2 separate regions of the Mus musculus genome follow, and region 1 is linked to region 2. Evidence: chromatin contacts called from ENCODE Hi-C or POLR2A ChIA-PET data. All regions are on one chromosome and are shown on one strand. The core of a region is the stretch at or near the end of the contact, and the rest is flanking DNA. Distances in the headings are between cores, read along the strand shown.

Region 1 (7,249 bases), core at 1,703-4,202, 97 kb before region 2:
TGCAGTTGCTTAGTTGCTCCTTGCCCATATGTAGTCCATACCTCAGGTGTACTACCCAAGATGCAACTACCCAGGATGATCAATTCCTCAAGTCCTGATGTGTCAGCACAAACCAGTCAATACAATAAGGGACAAGTGCCAGCTTACAGGAAGCATTATCTGCAGGCATACATCTTCCTACATTTTGGACAAAAGCCACACTAGCAAATCTGAAAGAGCCCTGATGGCTACAATTGGAATCACACCGCCTTTACTTTAAGCTATGCAGTGCGCTCTAAAGCCTTAGCCTTGTCCACATTCTGCTGCAGCCTCTTGGATGCTCTGAAAACTGAGTCAGTGAATCCCCCACCACCCATGAACCACTTTATCCTCATGGCCAGTCTGCAGGAATCTATTGCTGCATTCTTCCCAACGAGTAACTTCCTTATTCTCTACCAACACGAACTTCCACTCCACCACTGTGTCTGCAGGCAGGAAGACAGAATGAGACCAGAGCCCGTCTTTGCAGTAGTGGAGTGGGATGTATGTGTTCCATCTCCCAAGGCTCTCATGGTCTCCAGTCACTGCAATGAACTGCACATCGGTGTTTGTGGTGTAGTGCACCTGGAACTGGATGCTGACCTGTTGAGGTTTCAGAGATGCCACTTTCCCATCTACTTCCCAGCCTCTTCCTCCCACAAGACTGTTTGTGCTGTCGTCCATTCTCTGATTTAGACTTAACCTAGAAGCCTCAAGACTGCCACCCAAACCAACACTCCCCCAAGATGAGTGCCTAGACACCACTTCCCAGTCCTCGTGGCCTGCCTGGTCCTGACTGACTGCTTTAGCTCTGTCCACAAGCAGGCTGCTGGAGGGCAGCTTTGCGGCCACACTGCCAGCTACTTTGACAGCTGTTTCTTGTCCTTTGGGGAGTCTCCATTCTCCTCCATGAGATCCTGGGCTTTGATTTCTTGCCGCTTCAGAGTCGGCCCTGGAGTGTGTGTCTGGAATCTTCCCAACAGGAACAAACTCTCTGGCATTGACCCAGTCTGCTCCAACATTCTGCAGCCGCTGTGCTTCCGGCAGGTTACCAAGATCTTTGCTCTCAGAAATCAAATGTCCGTTGCTTTCTCGAAGATGCTCTAAGAAAGGAAAGGGCAGTAACATTAGGTGGTTCACAAAGGAAGACGCAGAAAACTTTTGCTCTTGTCTTTATTTCTATGTACAGTTCAAGGCTCTGTTTTAAAAAAAGCAAGTACCTATTTGAACATTCCCAACACTGCTCTAAGAGCACACATGTAGAGCCAACGATCAAAAGCACACTTGGGGAGTCTCAGCACACACCATGAGAGAGAATGAAGTGGCAAGTTGCAAAGTCTCCCACAGTCCAGACCATGTTGGCAGGTATCCAAAGTTAAGTCACTTGGCTCCTGTCATTTAAAGAAAAGAAGAAAAAAAAATGCTGTCCAAGGGTTGGGGCAGGAGCTTAGCACAAGGCCCAGCCTCACATGCTGGTGGCTTCTATAGAACAAAGGATTACATGGCTACCCTGCACCTGAGAGTACACCTGAACTCCCTGGCAGTGAATACAAGACGGGCCAGCTCCAGCTAACTGGAAAGCATAGCAGTCAGTGTGAAGAAAACCGAGAACAAGACTGAGTGGAGCTGGGGGGGGGGGGTGTGGTGGGGGTGGGGAGGGCTTGAGGGAAAAGTAATGTCTTCAACAAGCACAAGATTTTCCCATCCCACCCACCCTCCTTAATAAGTACATACAGTTATAAAAACTATTCTTAAAAGTATACTATCCAAGTTCTCTAAAACCCTGGCTTCATTCCTGGCGACCTCTCCTAGAAGCCTGACCGCCCTAAAACCATAAATCAGCAGGGGTTAGGAGAACTCTGCGCTACATGTTTGCCTCTTTTTAATGATGACCTTCAAAGTGAGATGTCAGCAAATATTACTCTGGAGTCCTAATTTTCTGAAGAACCTTTTATCAAAACCCAGCCGTGGGAAAGATTTTCACGTAGTAGCTACAAATGACCACCACTAAAAATAAGTTCTGCCAGGCAGCTGGGCAAAGGGCACAGGAGGTAAGGGTTTGTGCCAGTGCACACTGATTGCCTGATGCAGGGTCTCTAAAATGTAGATTTAAACTTAGGTGACAATTCTCATCAGAGTTCGATTCCCTAGTAGGCCACCACTTGTTCACACGCCAGCACAAAGCCTCAGCTACAGTGGCCTTCATGACCTAAGTCTAAGCTGAATTTTACTTTCCTGAAAAAGCTGCCCAGATAGTAGGAAGTGAGTGTTCATAAGCCCCAGATCTAAGGAGGGGTGTGGTATGTCAGCGACTGGGACTCAGAAGATGTCCCTCTCAGCTTCAGCAGGAACTGAAGAGTTGTGAGATGCCCCCCCCCCCCCAAGCCATCCTCGTACACTGCTCCAAGTGCGGCCAGGCGGAGGAGCCTGTGCCCGCTGAGGCGGCAGAAGCTGGGCGCGGCCTCTGGAGGACCCGCGTGGCCTCTCCAGGACAGGACAACCCCAGAACGCGATGAGGGCTGAAGAAGGTTCAGTCCGAGGTCGGGGAAGGTGGTCCACCAGAACCCACCCGCATGGCTCCAAGTGCCTTTCGTTTCCCCTTCCCCGGAGAACTTCAAAACAACTAGCTCGAGGGGAGGAAGAATACCTGCTTTGGAGACCAGCTCCCGATCGGAAGGTTCAGGGCTCAGGCCGCCACTGCCACCACCACCCGGACCGTCTCCCGGGGCCGCAGCCTCCCCAGGAGGTGCGCCCTTCTGCGGCGGCTCCGCAACCCCGTCTTTCCCCGGGGCCCCAGAGTCTCCCCGCAGCAGCCACAGGATGAGCGCTCCAGCTAGACCCCCGCCGACCAGCAGGGCTGACCAGACGGCGCCCATGGCTGAGAGAGGCTGAGGGAGACTACGAGCCCCAGTGCAGGGCTCCGCTCACCCGAACGGCCACACCCACCCCGCCCGCCCCATCCTTTTAAGGTTCTTGGCCGCCAGCCCAGCCTTCCACGGCCGCCGCGAATTTTCCTGGCCCCGCCTCCCGCCCCGCTCGCCCCGCCCCGCAACCCGGCTCTCGCCCACTCCCATCACCGCTGCCGGCCCTTCCACACCTGGTCCCGCTCCACTTTATCCCACGCCAGAAGAGCCCGGTTACGCACAGCTCCGAGCCAGGAGATGGGCGCCCGGAGCTCTGAGGCCGGAGAAGGCTCTCACTGGACGGTTAGCACAATTAGGGGTGGAGAGAGTAAGGATCGTGGGGAGGGCGCAGGGGCTTAGGGGAAGCTCCAATCCATCCCCAGCTTTCTCAAATCTCTACATAAAGGCCCACCACCTCCGCCAATCTTGTTCGCCTTTACCTCTGGGACCTCCTACACTCTTTTTTTTAAAAAAAGGTTCTAGACTAGCCTAGAAGTCTTTCCGTACCCCAGGCTGCCTCAAACTCGAAATTCTCTCCCGTTTCCAGTGGGGAGTTACAGGCTCTGGCGCTCTCTCTCTCTCTCTCTCTCTCTCTTCCTCTCTCTCTCTCTCTCTTCCTCTCTCTCTCTCTCTCTCTCTTCCTCTCTCTCTCTCTCTCTCTCTTCCTCTCTCTCTCTCTCTTCCTCTCTCTCTCTCTCTCTCTCTCTCTCTCTCTCTCTCTCTCTCTCTCTCTCGCCACGCGTGTTGCTGCACACCCACCCACCCAGCTGAACTGGATGTTGCCCAGACACGGAGCCCCTACAAGTAAATATTAATAAAGCAGCAACCCTTTATCAAAGCATCATATAGTCAAAGTGTTTTGTGTATGAACTTAAATTGGTCCTCACACAACAGAAATCCTGTGAAGGAAGGACCACACTGCTGTGCTGATGTGCACACTACTCAGGGTAAAGAGCCGGGTGTTTTACCTGGAGTCTTTCCTTTAAACACATACATCCTGTTGCTGAGGCCACAGCTGGAAAGTATATGCCTTGCAATTATTGCTAACATGGCTCCCTCTGGGAGGATCAATCACTCAACAGTGCACCTCGCTGGATCACTGAGATCACAAGAGATCACACATCTCCTGAGAGAGACTTCCTGGTGGGTTGCTCCTCTCTTGGCATAGGCTGCAACTGGTAGAGAGGTGGAGAACAGAGCAATACTGACTCCTGTTTTATTATTAAATTATTTAACTTTCAAATAGACTGTTGCTATACCTGTAGATCAGAGCATCACTCAGCCCTCCTCAGAGAAGCTGCTTCCTGCAGTAGAGGGGAACTAGCACAGAGACCCACAACTGGACCGTGTGGAGAGAGAGACTTTGGAGCTTTCAGTCCTAAATGGGATGACTTTTTTAAATTATCCCCTAAAGGCTCAGGGATCTAAGTGGAAGAGGAGGTGGATGGTGGAAGAAGGAAGCCAGGGGTAGTGGATAACTCCACCGAGACAGTGTCTGGCAGATACAACGGGACTCGAAACACTTACGCACTCACAGAGATTGTAACGACTTGAAAAACACCTGCAGAAGCCCAAACCAGAGAGAATCCCAGCACTGAAGGCAGTGGGGGGAGTGAGCACCAAGTCCCACCCCTGACCAAGAAGCCACTTGCAATTGCTGCCTGCTGGAAGGGGAAAATCCATTTTCTCCAATGGAGTCTCACTGGGTATATCAGCCACATTCTAGGAGTAGATGGTTGACACACACAAGCTCCAGGTTTCATTTGGGGATTTGTGTGTGTGTGTATACTTTTTGTTTTGTTTGATTTGGGGGTTTTTTTTTTTTGGTCTTATTAATTTTCTTTTTTTAAGTTTGTGTTTCTATATTCATTTTGGTTTTTGTTTGTTTGTTTGTTTGTTTGTTTTGTTGTTGTTTTTTTGTTTTGTTTTGTTTTTGAGAAGGGGGAGACATGAAGTTGGGTGGGTAAGAAGACAGGGAGGTTCTGGGATGAGCTGAAAGGGAGGAAAGAATATGATCAAAGTATACTTAAGATTAATTTAAAATTTTAAAGAATTTAAGATCCAAGCAAAGAAGTTACATAGATAGTCAGAAAAATGTAGATGACAGAGAGGTAGAAGAGGAGAGACACACAGATAATATAGAGAAGCATAATAAGAAGAGAAAGGATGGGTTGGAGAGATGGCTCAGCAGTTAAGAGCACCGACTGCTCTTCCAGAGGTCCCAACTTCAATTCCCAGCAACCACACGGTGGCTCACAACCATCTGTAATGGTGTCTGTCTTCTGGTGTGTCTGAAGAGTGTAATGGTGGTATACTCATATGTATAAAATAAATGAATAAATAAATCTTTTTTTTAATTTATATTTTTGTTTTTCAAGACAGGGTTTCTCTGTAGCCCTGGCTGTCCTGGAACTCACTTTGTAGACCAGGCTGGCCTCGAACTCAGAAATCTGCCTGCCTCTGCCTCCCAAGTACTGGAATTAAAGGCGTGCACCACCATGCCCAGCATAAATAAATCTTTAAAAAAAAAAAAAAAAAGAAGAGGAGAAAGGATGAGCTACCTGACAAACACATCCAATCAAACTCACTCAGGTGAAGACATCACTACAGCTATACTGAGTCACAAGCCCCTACATGATGCCTGTCTTCAAACTAGAGGCTAATAGAGCCAACTGCAACCATGTCAGACCTTCATGGAAGACTGCCCAATGACCCTGCATCTCACAGCAAAAGCCTGCCCTCCTGACCTCTCGGCCCCGCCCTCGCTGGCTCTTTCCATCCACAGTGGCTTTCTTAACTTATACAGATCCCCACGTGCCTTGCAAGCACTACAGACATAGAACGTGGTATGATCTTTGTCAACTCTATTTCATGTCTTTAATTAGAGATCTAACGGTGAACTTGGGTTCACCATATACAGTTTGGAATATCCAAACCATAGCGCATACCTTCCATTATAATCCAGTGAGCATAAACCCATGGTTTCCTTGAGTTCTGTGAATTCATGATTCCCAAAAAGAAGATAGGTAGGTGGATAGTCAGAAAGATATAGATGAAAGAAAATTAGAATGATGTTTCCTTGAATTCTAGCAAATCATGAAACCCAAGGAAATGGTTGTTGGATCCTGGAAGTTCATCAGCCAATAGAAGCAGAAAACTCATGAACTTGCGATTGATTGTTGAAATGGGGAGAATCTTAAACTGAGTTCTTTAACGTATGAGATCAAAACTGACTCGGGGTAGAGTGTCAGAACTGTGTTAAAAGGGAGGACATCGAGTTGATATCCTGTGAATTTAAGAATTGCTTAGTGTGCAAAACCTCTCCCTACTTACCAGCTCTCTCCCTGGAGAGAGGTGTTTAAGAGTGGGACAGAGTAAACCTCCCTTTCCACCACCCTCTGTGTTATTGGTTTCAGTGTCTGTACCCTGTTCGAACCTCATCTGAGTACCTCCGTCTATTTAGGCTCCACTGCACTCTGCAACTCTTCTTGGCTTAACCCTGCTCAAAGTCTTCCCTAAAGCTTGGCAGTGCTCCCCGCGGCTCAGAATTCCACTCAGAGCCTCCCCAGACCCCAGGGCCCAGAGGCTCTGGCTATACCAAATCCTGGTGGTGCCTAAACCGTGTTCACATTTCAACACATAACCTTTTAGAAGTATGTGAATTTGGATGCATGACATCATGGTTGCCTTCCGGGAATATTCCAGCATAGCAGACGAGCTGCTGGTTCCAACTCCTCTCTCTCCAAGCCCTGGCTCTCTGGGAATGTACCACAGCACCTGTGCGTTTCTGTCAAACTCTGCGCCTGTGTCTCCCTCCACATGACATTCTCCACAGGCAAACACCCTCTCTGCAGATCGGTCACGTTGGCGCCTCCCGGCCTCGGGTTTCATAGAGACATTTTCTAACTGCAACTGTTTGCAAACCTCTGACTCATCTTGGCACCTGGACGGACTCCAGGCTGAGCTACTTGGTAATGATGAAACCTTTAGAAATGGAGAATCTGCATTTCCCTGATGATTAAGGATGTTGAACATTTTTTCAGGTGCTTCTCAGCCATTCGGTATTCCTCAGGTGAGAATTCTTTGTTCAGCTCTGAGCCCCATTTTTAATGGGGTTATTTGATTTTCTGGAGTCCACCTTCTTGAGTTCTTTACATCCTTAATCATCAGGGAAATGCAAATCAAAACAACCCTGAGATTCCACCTCACTCCAGTCAGAATGGCTAAGATCAAAAATTCAGGTGACAGCAGATGCTGGCGAGGATATGGAGAAAGAAGAACACTCCTCCATTGTTGGTGGGATTGCAAGCTTGTACAACCACTCTGGA
Region 2 (6,522 bases), core at 347-2,846:
AGGTCACTTACAATCCTTAATACAAAGTAATAACATGGACACCACCACTGTTTGGAAATTATGACGAGGAGAAGAAGAAGAAGAAGAAGAAGAAGAAGAAGAAGAAGAAGAAGAAGAAGAAGAAGAAGAAGAAGAGGAGGAGGAGGAGGAGGAGGAGGAGGAGGAGGAGGAGGAGGAGGAGGAGGAGGAGGAGGAGGAAGGAGGAGGAGGAGAGGGAGAGGGAGAGGGAGAGGGAGAGGGAGAGGAGAGAGAGAAATCTGTGCAGGTGCAATTGTCCTGAGTCTAACTAACTATGTAGTACACCAGCAACAGTGTAACTTTCATCTAAATTCATTTTTTTCATTGCACATACCTCCCCCCCCCCATTTTCTTTTAGATTTTATTTTACTCTGCTGGGTTTTTTCCTTTATCTATTTTTTCAATTTTAAGACAGAGCTTCTTTTGTGTGCTTCTATTTTGCTTGTTTTCTTTCCTCTTTTGAGACAAGGTCTCCCTCTATGGTACAGGCTGCCTCCAGTGTCACGATTATTTGAGTGTTTTCCATCCTGGTGGGCTGACTCCTTAATGATAAGGACACTGGCCTGGCCAAGAAAATGTCAGTTCAGATCTTCCCCTGCAGATGGCATTAGTGACTGATGAGCCTCTCAGCTGTTGAACACGACTGAAATCTATCCCAAGCTGGTAAAGACTAACTTCTCAAGGTTGCTCCCAGTCCGCTGATTAAGCACAACAGGGATATTTAAGGCAGGTCTACATCTGAGATATGTCAGAATTTGGGGACATGCCAGTTTGCCTCAAGGACTACTCTCTCCCCACGGCTTTGCTGAACTTGTAGGTATTACTTTGCACCCAGCTTCCCTACTTGCCTTTTCCCATTAACGAAATCACACCCCACCCCCCACATCCCAACTCCAGTTCCTCTTACAACCTGTACAGCACTTCTTTCTGCTTCATAATAGGGCTGCCGCGTGTTTGTGTGTCTGTATGTGTGTGCCAGTCACGGAACTAACCCTTATTCAACTGATGATGACAAAATAGACAACAAACACCTGCTCTACTTGACTTGCTTCTCTGTTAACGCCCTTTATCAGGACACAGAGCCTTTCAAAATCTGATCTCCGAGGGCTTGGCACCACAAACCCTACAGCATAAGGCCTAGACTACTCAACAGTTAACTCCCTTGCCTTCAGTCTGCGGAGGCAAACGCCTCCTCCTCACTTTCTTGAGGACACACTCTGACTTATTCCTGAAGACCCAGTTCAACCCAACAAGGCTCTGCAGGTACAAATCAGGCACAAGTCAGCAGGCACCTTGTAAAAGCATTAGTTACATTGTACTTAAATCTTCCAAGGAACTCGGGAGATCCTCTGGAGTAAGGGAAACCGCGCGTCCAGCCGGGGTTCCCCATGCTTGGCCCACCGTGGGCCCTCAGCAGAGATCTGAAGGAGAAAGAAAGCGGCAGAGCGAATGGGGAAGGGCGATTTCAGTTCCCTGGATGACCGCGCCGCCTGCAGGGAGAGGATGCAGGCGCAACCCCGCCGAATCGCAGGGGCCGCTGCAGGGCACATGACTGAAGGCCTCCGCCCGGCCCCTCCCGCTTCCCGGCGCAGTCGCCAGCCGTCACCATCACCGCCGCCGCGGCTTGCTGGCGAGCCCCACCAGCCCGCGTCACCGCTCTGCGCGCTCCCTGCACCTCCCTGGCTGCAGCAGCCGGAGAAAACGAAAGCCAGGCGGCCCCGGCACTCGCGATCGCACCGGCTCTGCTGCTCATTCCGGTATCTACTCCAGGGCTGTGCGCACTGCGCGGGCAGCGGCTGAACACGCACGGAGAAGGTGCGGGAGCCGCAGGGGCCCCGGGCTTTGGGCGGCTGCTGCTCGGCCTTGGCGGAGGCTTGTTCCAGCTCGCCGTTCGGTCCCAGGCCTGGCCGGTGAGCTGCGCGCAGTATGGGCAGATGCTGCTTCTACACGGCGGGGACGCTGTCTCTGCTGCTGCTGGTGACCAGCGTCACGCTGCTAGTGGCTCGAGTCTTTCAGAAGGCGGTAGACCAGACGATCGAGAAGGTGAGGCAGGCTAGTGTGTGTGTGTGTGTGTGTGTGTGTGTGTGTGTGTGGTGTCTTTCTAGGCCACCCTCCCATTGCGGACCCTGTGTGGGGAGAGTTGCGTTGGCGCCGAGCCTGCAGAACACAGCTCTTGTTTGCCTCCCCGGGTTGGCAGGATGTGGAGACTTGAGGTGACTCTTCCTTTTAAATAACCTGTAAGTCTACAGATCTCGACTTTGTAGAAAAGCCTTGCGTTTCCGTTCTATCCTTAGCAATTCTCCACACCCCTCTACGCACCCGGTCTATGTTGAGCCCTGTTTCCCTCGCACTTGACAAAGAAATAGAAATGCGTAAAAGCACCGCAGAAGAGGCTGGCTTTGTAGGCTTGCCCGCGCAGCCTTTGAAACGGAGTGAGCCTGGGGATGAGAAGTGGGTGAGAGGTCTATTGTGTTCTCCTTCCTGGGCTGGACAGGGTAGGGTAGGGTAGGGCAGGGCAGGGCAGGGCAGGGCAGGGCAGAGCAGATGGCAAACAGTCTAGGCTTTAGGAATGGGTGACATTTTATCCATTGCAGTTAGTGCTTAGCGGCTCTGTGTCTCGCAGACAGCCCTGTCTCTGTTTCATACTTGTGCTCATCAGCCATTACTTGGGTAATTAACGAATTTGGACCTGTCTCCCAGGGTGTTTGATGGGGCCTGAAAACTGGTCATGTGGAAGACTTCTCCATCCTGGGGCCACCCTGGTCACTTTTTTCTTTTACCCTTTCACCCACATTCACCAGGCACGGTGGAAAGAGGAACTGGAGAGAGTTACTAGGGTCACCTTTTCCTTTAAAAATAAAGAGCTAAACAAATGAGTCACTGGGGTAGCCTTTCTCATTAGCATCATTCTTATGCATAATGTCTCGCTGATCTCTGTTGCTGTCTCCCAGGTACAAAAGCTTAGGCTTGAGAGTCTGCTTGGAGTCACTGTATTCCAGATTAATAAAATTAGTTGCCTTATTCCAAATGCCAATAGATGATGTCCCTAAATAGAGATTCGCAGTAGTAACCAGTTACTTGGAGTCTGGCAATTAAAGATTTTTTTTTTAAGTGTCAAGGCAAAGCCTTATTCAAGCCTTAATGAGATGGCATTGCCAAGAGAAGACCAAGCCTACTGTGTGAGCTTCTCAAAGACCATTGTTGCCCTGATTGTGTGTGTTCAAGGAGAAAAACAAGCCCTTTAAACTCTTGCTTTGGTAGCGTGAGTAAGGAATACAACAGTCAGAATATGATTTGTGGATCCACTTGTGTGTGTGAGTGTGTGTGTGTGTGTGTGTGTGTGTGTGTGCATGTGTCTGGGTGTTTTTGGGGCGGGGGGATCTGGTAAGATAAAGGTTTCTCCTAGCACCTCAGCCATAAACACCGATTCTTGTGAATTCGTTTTTATTCAGGGAGGGGTATCTATCTGGGAAGTAGCGTCCCAGGACCTGAGTTTCTGTTGGCCACAAGTGCTTTTCTTCCTGGGAAGAAACTGACTGATAAGTTATAGCACAACACCAGACTTACAGAACTGCCGGGCCTGAGCTGCAGAGCGGGTGCACCACGGGATGTCTGATAGGAAGGAAATAGATTCATTTCAGCAGATGGAATGGGGATGCTGTAAGTGAACCTGAGGCTACCAGTGTGCACTTTCCTCGGAAACCAGTAGGGTCATCCCAAACAGAGAGAAAGACCAAGAGGACTTTACAGATGAGAAGGGCAGGGAATGAATGTTGGCTCCATGCTCCTGATGAGAAGCCCGGGACTACTTGTGGGATCTTTTCGTTTTCCTTTTGAGATAGAGTGTCATTATGTAGCCCAGGCTGGTCCTTGAACACACAGCTCTTGTCTCAGACTCCCAGGTGCTAGGATTGATCACAAGCATGTACCATGACACCTGGTTCTATCATCTTTTTCCAAGGAAAAGAGTATGCTTTCCCTCCTGGGCTATTGTCAGTGTTTAATGATATGATCGCCACTTTGTTTTTATTAGAAGCCAGTGAGTCTGAGAGCAGGAATCAGACATCTTGTGTTCAGATCCTAAATATACCACTCTGCAGCTTCAACTTTGAGCAAGTTACTTAACTTCTCTAAGCCCCGATTTCTTTTCTTGTGAAAGTGGGAATGGGAAGTGTGATCCGCCATCTTAGCCACTCAGTTGTGTTTCTATGAAGCTCCTGGGCTTTAAGCTTTGGGTCTCATGCTCACACAAGCCTTTCCAAAGCCCTGTGTTTAATTTTATGCCCAAGTTTTCCCTCCTACAAAGGCCCCTTCAAATCACAGAAGCTTCAGGATCCATAAAACCTGTATCTGTGGGCTAAGCATAAACTTCACACTTACGACGGCACACAGGACTGGGTGATCAGTTTGTGACATCCATCATTATTTCCAGTAGTAGCCAGTAGTAGTTCTATGGGGTAGTTCATTCATAGGTTGACTTTAATATGATCCACATTGTGATATAATCTACGCCAATACTGCCAGTTCTCACTGTTTTCCTCTGAAGATTGTCCGTGCCTCAACTTGTGTAACATCAAAAATGGGTGGGGGGGGGGAAGGTTAACGTTCTGAAGCTCAGGTTCGGCCAATTTCGGGGAAGTTTGGTAAGATAATTGCTATGCAAATTGATCCCAGAGATAATTTAGTAAAATAAAGTGCTTGCCACACAAGCCCAGGGACCTGAGATTAGATCCCCTGAACCTGCATAAGAAGCTGGATGAGGCAGCATGCACGCGTGACCCCAGCACTCTGGAGGCAGAGACAGGAGGATCTCTGGGACCTCTGGCCAGCAAGCCTGCCAATGGCGAGTTCTAGAGTCAGCGAAAGACCCTATCTCAAATAAATAAACAAGCAAATAAATGAGATGTGGTTGACACTCAGCATTGACCTCTGGAGTCCACATGCATGTGGACACGTGCACATGTAGTCACACATATAGCCACATCACCCATATGCACACGTCAAAAACAATAACAGAAAGGAAGAAAGAAAACACAGCTCTAGATTGACAAAGTGGGCTGAAGCGACACTTTTATTTTGGCAGGTAAGTATAGTGGCCGGAGTGGTTTTTGGAACCAAATGTCTCAGCTGCCTGCTACTTGCCATGACCAAAATTTAGACACAAGCATTGGTAGGAAGTAATCAAGTTTATTCAAAGTCAGCCTTGAAGATATTAGCAGGGCTAGCTTCCCAACTGTCTGCCTTGGGGTTATTTATGGGAGATGTGAGGTATAGAAGGGAAATCGAGGCTACAGCTGGGCAGGGTCTTAGAAGGCAGAACTTCATGATGATAGATCTTGGATTTTTCTCTTTTTTTTTTTCTTTTTCTTTTTCTTTTTCTTTTTCTTTTTCTTTTTTTTTTCTTTTTTCTTTTCTTTTTTTTTTTTTTTTTTTTTTTTTTGAGACAGGGTCTCACTCTGTAGCCCTGGATGGCCTGGAACTCATAGAGATCCGCCTTGGCCTCCCACGTGTTGGCATTAAATGCAGGCCACCACCCAGGCTGGATCTTGGATCTTGATTCCTGCTGCTTGCTAATCTAAAGAAATATCTAGCAGTTCATCATCTTAACCATGCAGATGGATGCCAAATTAGAGTCTCCTGGGAAGAGAGGACCCTCAGCATAGACAGGGTCTCCATCAGATTGGCCTTTGATGTATAGGAAAGGCAGCTCGCTGAGGGGGCCAGGGAGTGCATCAACAGCATGTTCCCCATGATCTCCGCTTCAGTTTCTGCTCCAGGCTCCTGCCTTTTCTTCCTCCAGCTTCCCTCAGTGAGGCACTGTGATGTGGAAACATAAGCCAAAAAAACTATTCTTTGCCCGTCTTGCTTTTGGTCAGAGATTTATGACAGTGACAAAAAAATAACTAGAACAACGAGTTCCTTCAACCAAATGATTACAGAGGCTGGGAGGGCAAAAGACGGGACAATTTCAAAGGAGCTGCTGTTACTGGACCCAGGCATACTGGTTCCCACTAATGACAAGCCTCATCCTAGGAAAGCCATGTTGTCCTTGGTTTGGTTCTCATTTGCAGAGGTGTTGGATGCACCTTGCTCCTCTTCAGCTCGATTGCTCTCTCTCTCTCTCTCTCTCTCTCTCACACACACACACACACACACACACACACACACCATTCCTGGCGGTACTAAGGCATCAACACCACCTTCGGCATGCCTTGGAGGCTTTCTGAAGATAGATTTGCACAGATAGGCCTAGCAGACTGCTTCCCACTGTGAGGTGGTGTGATGCTTGTACAATGTAACCAGAATCTGAGAGATGGAAGCAGGAAGACCAGAGTTTGGGATTATCCTCATCCACATAGAGAGTTCCAACCTGGCCCAGTGACACTGTGTCTCAAAAAATAAACCCACAAAGCACCCACGGAGCGCCTGGAAGGAGGAGCCTTAGGGTTGTCTTTATAACCCATAGCCCAGCCCATCACTTTGATACCTAACACAGTGCCTGCT

What was found. Hi-C counts contacts between places; a loop is a spot of excess contacts on that map. ChIA-PET counts read pairs that join two places held with the same protein, here RNA polymerase II (POLR2A).
Region 1: a map of left cerebral cortex shows a loop between it and region 2 (4-fold over the local background). The contact joins the promoter of Stbd1 here to the promoter of Scarb2 in region 2. A Hi-C loop is called at or near these places in 6 of 37 maps with a recorded cell type or tissue (adrenal gland, gastrocnemius, heart and 1 more). POLR2A ChIA-PET finds 5 or more read pairs at or near these places in 1 of 5 experiments (Patski).

What each region holds. Positions count from the first base shown.
Region 1 is chr5:92,598,754-92,606,002 of GRCm38, reverse strand. It overlaps Stbd1 (starch binding domain 1), which reads right to left and starts at 2,952. Exons shown (of 2, transcript NM_175096.3): 1 at 2,666-2,952; 2 at 1-1,121. The coding sequence starts at 2,894. The coding sequence ends at 334.
Region 2 is chr5:92,500,731-92,507,252 of GRCm38, reverse strand. Scarb2 (scavenger receptor class B, member 2) reads left to right here and starts at 1,596. Exons shown (of 12, transcript NM_007644.4): 1 at 1,596-2,061. The coding sequence starts at 1,945.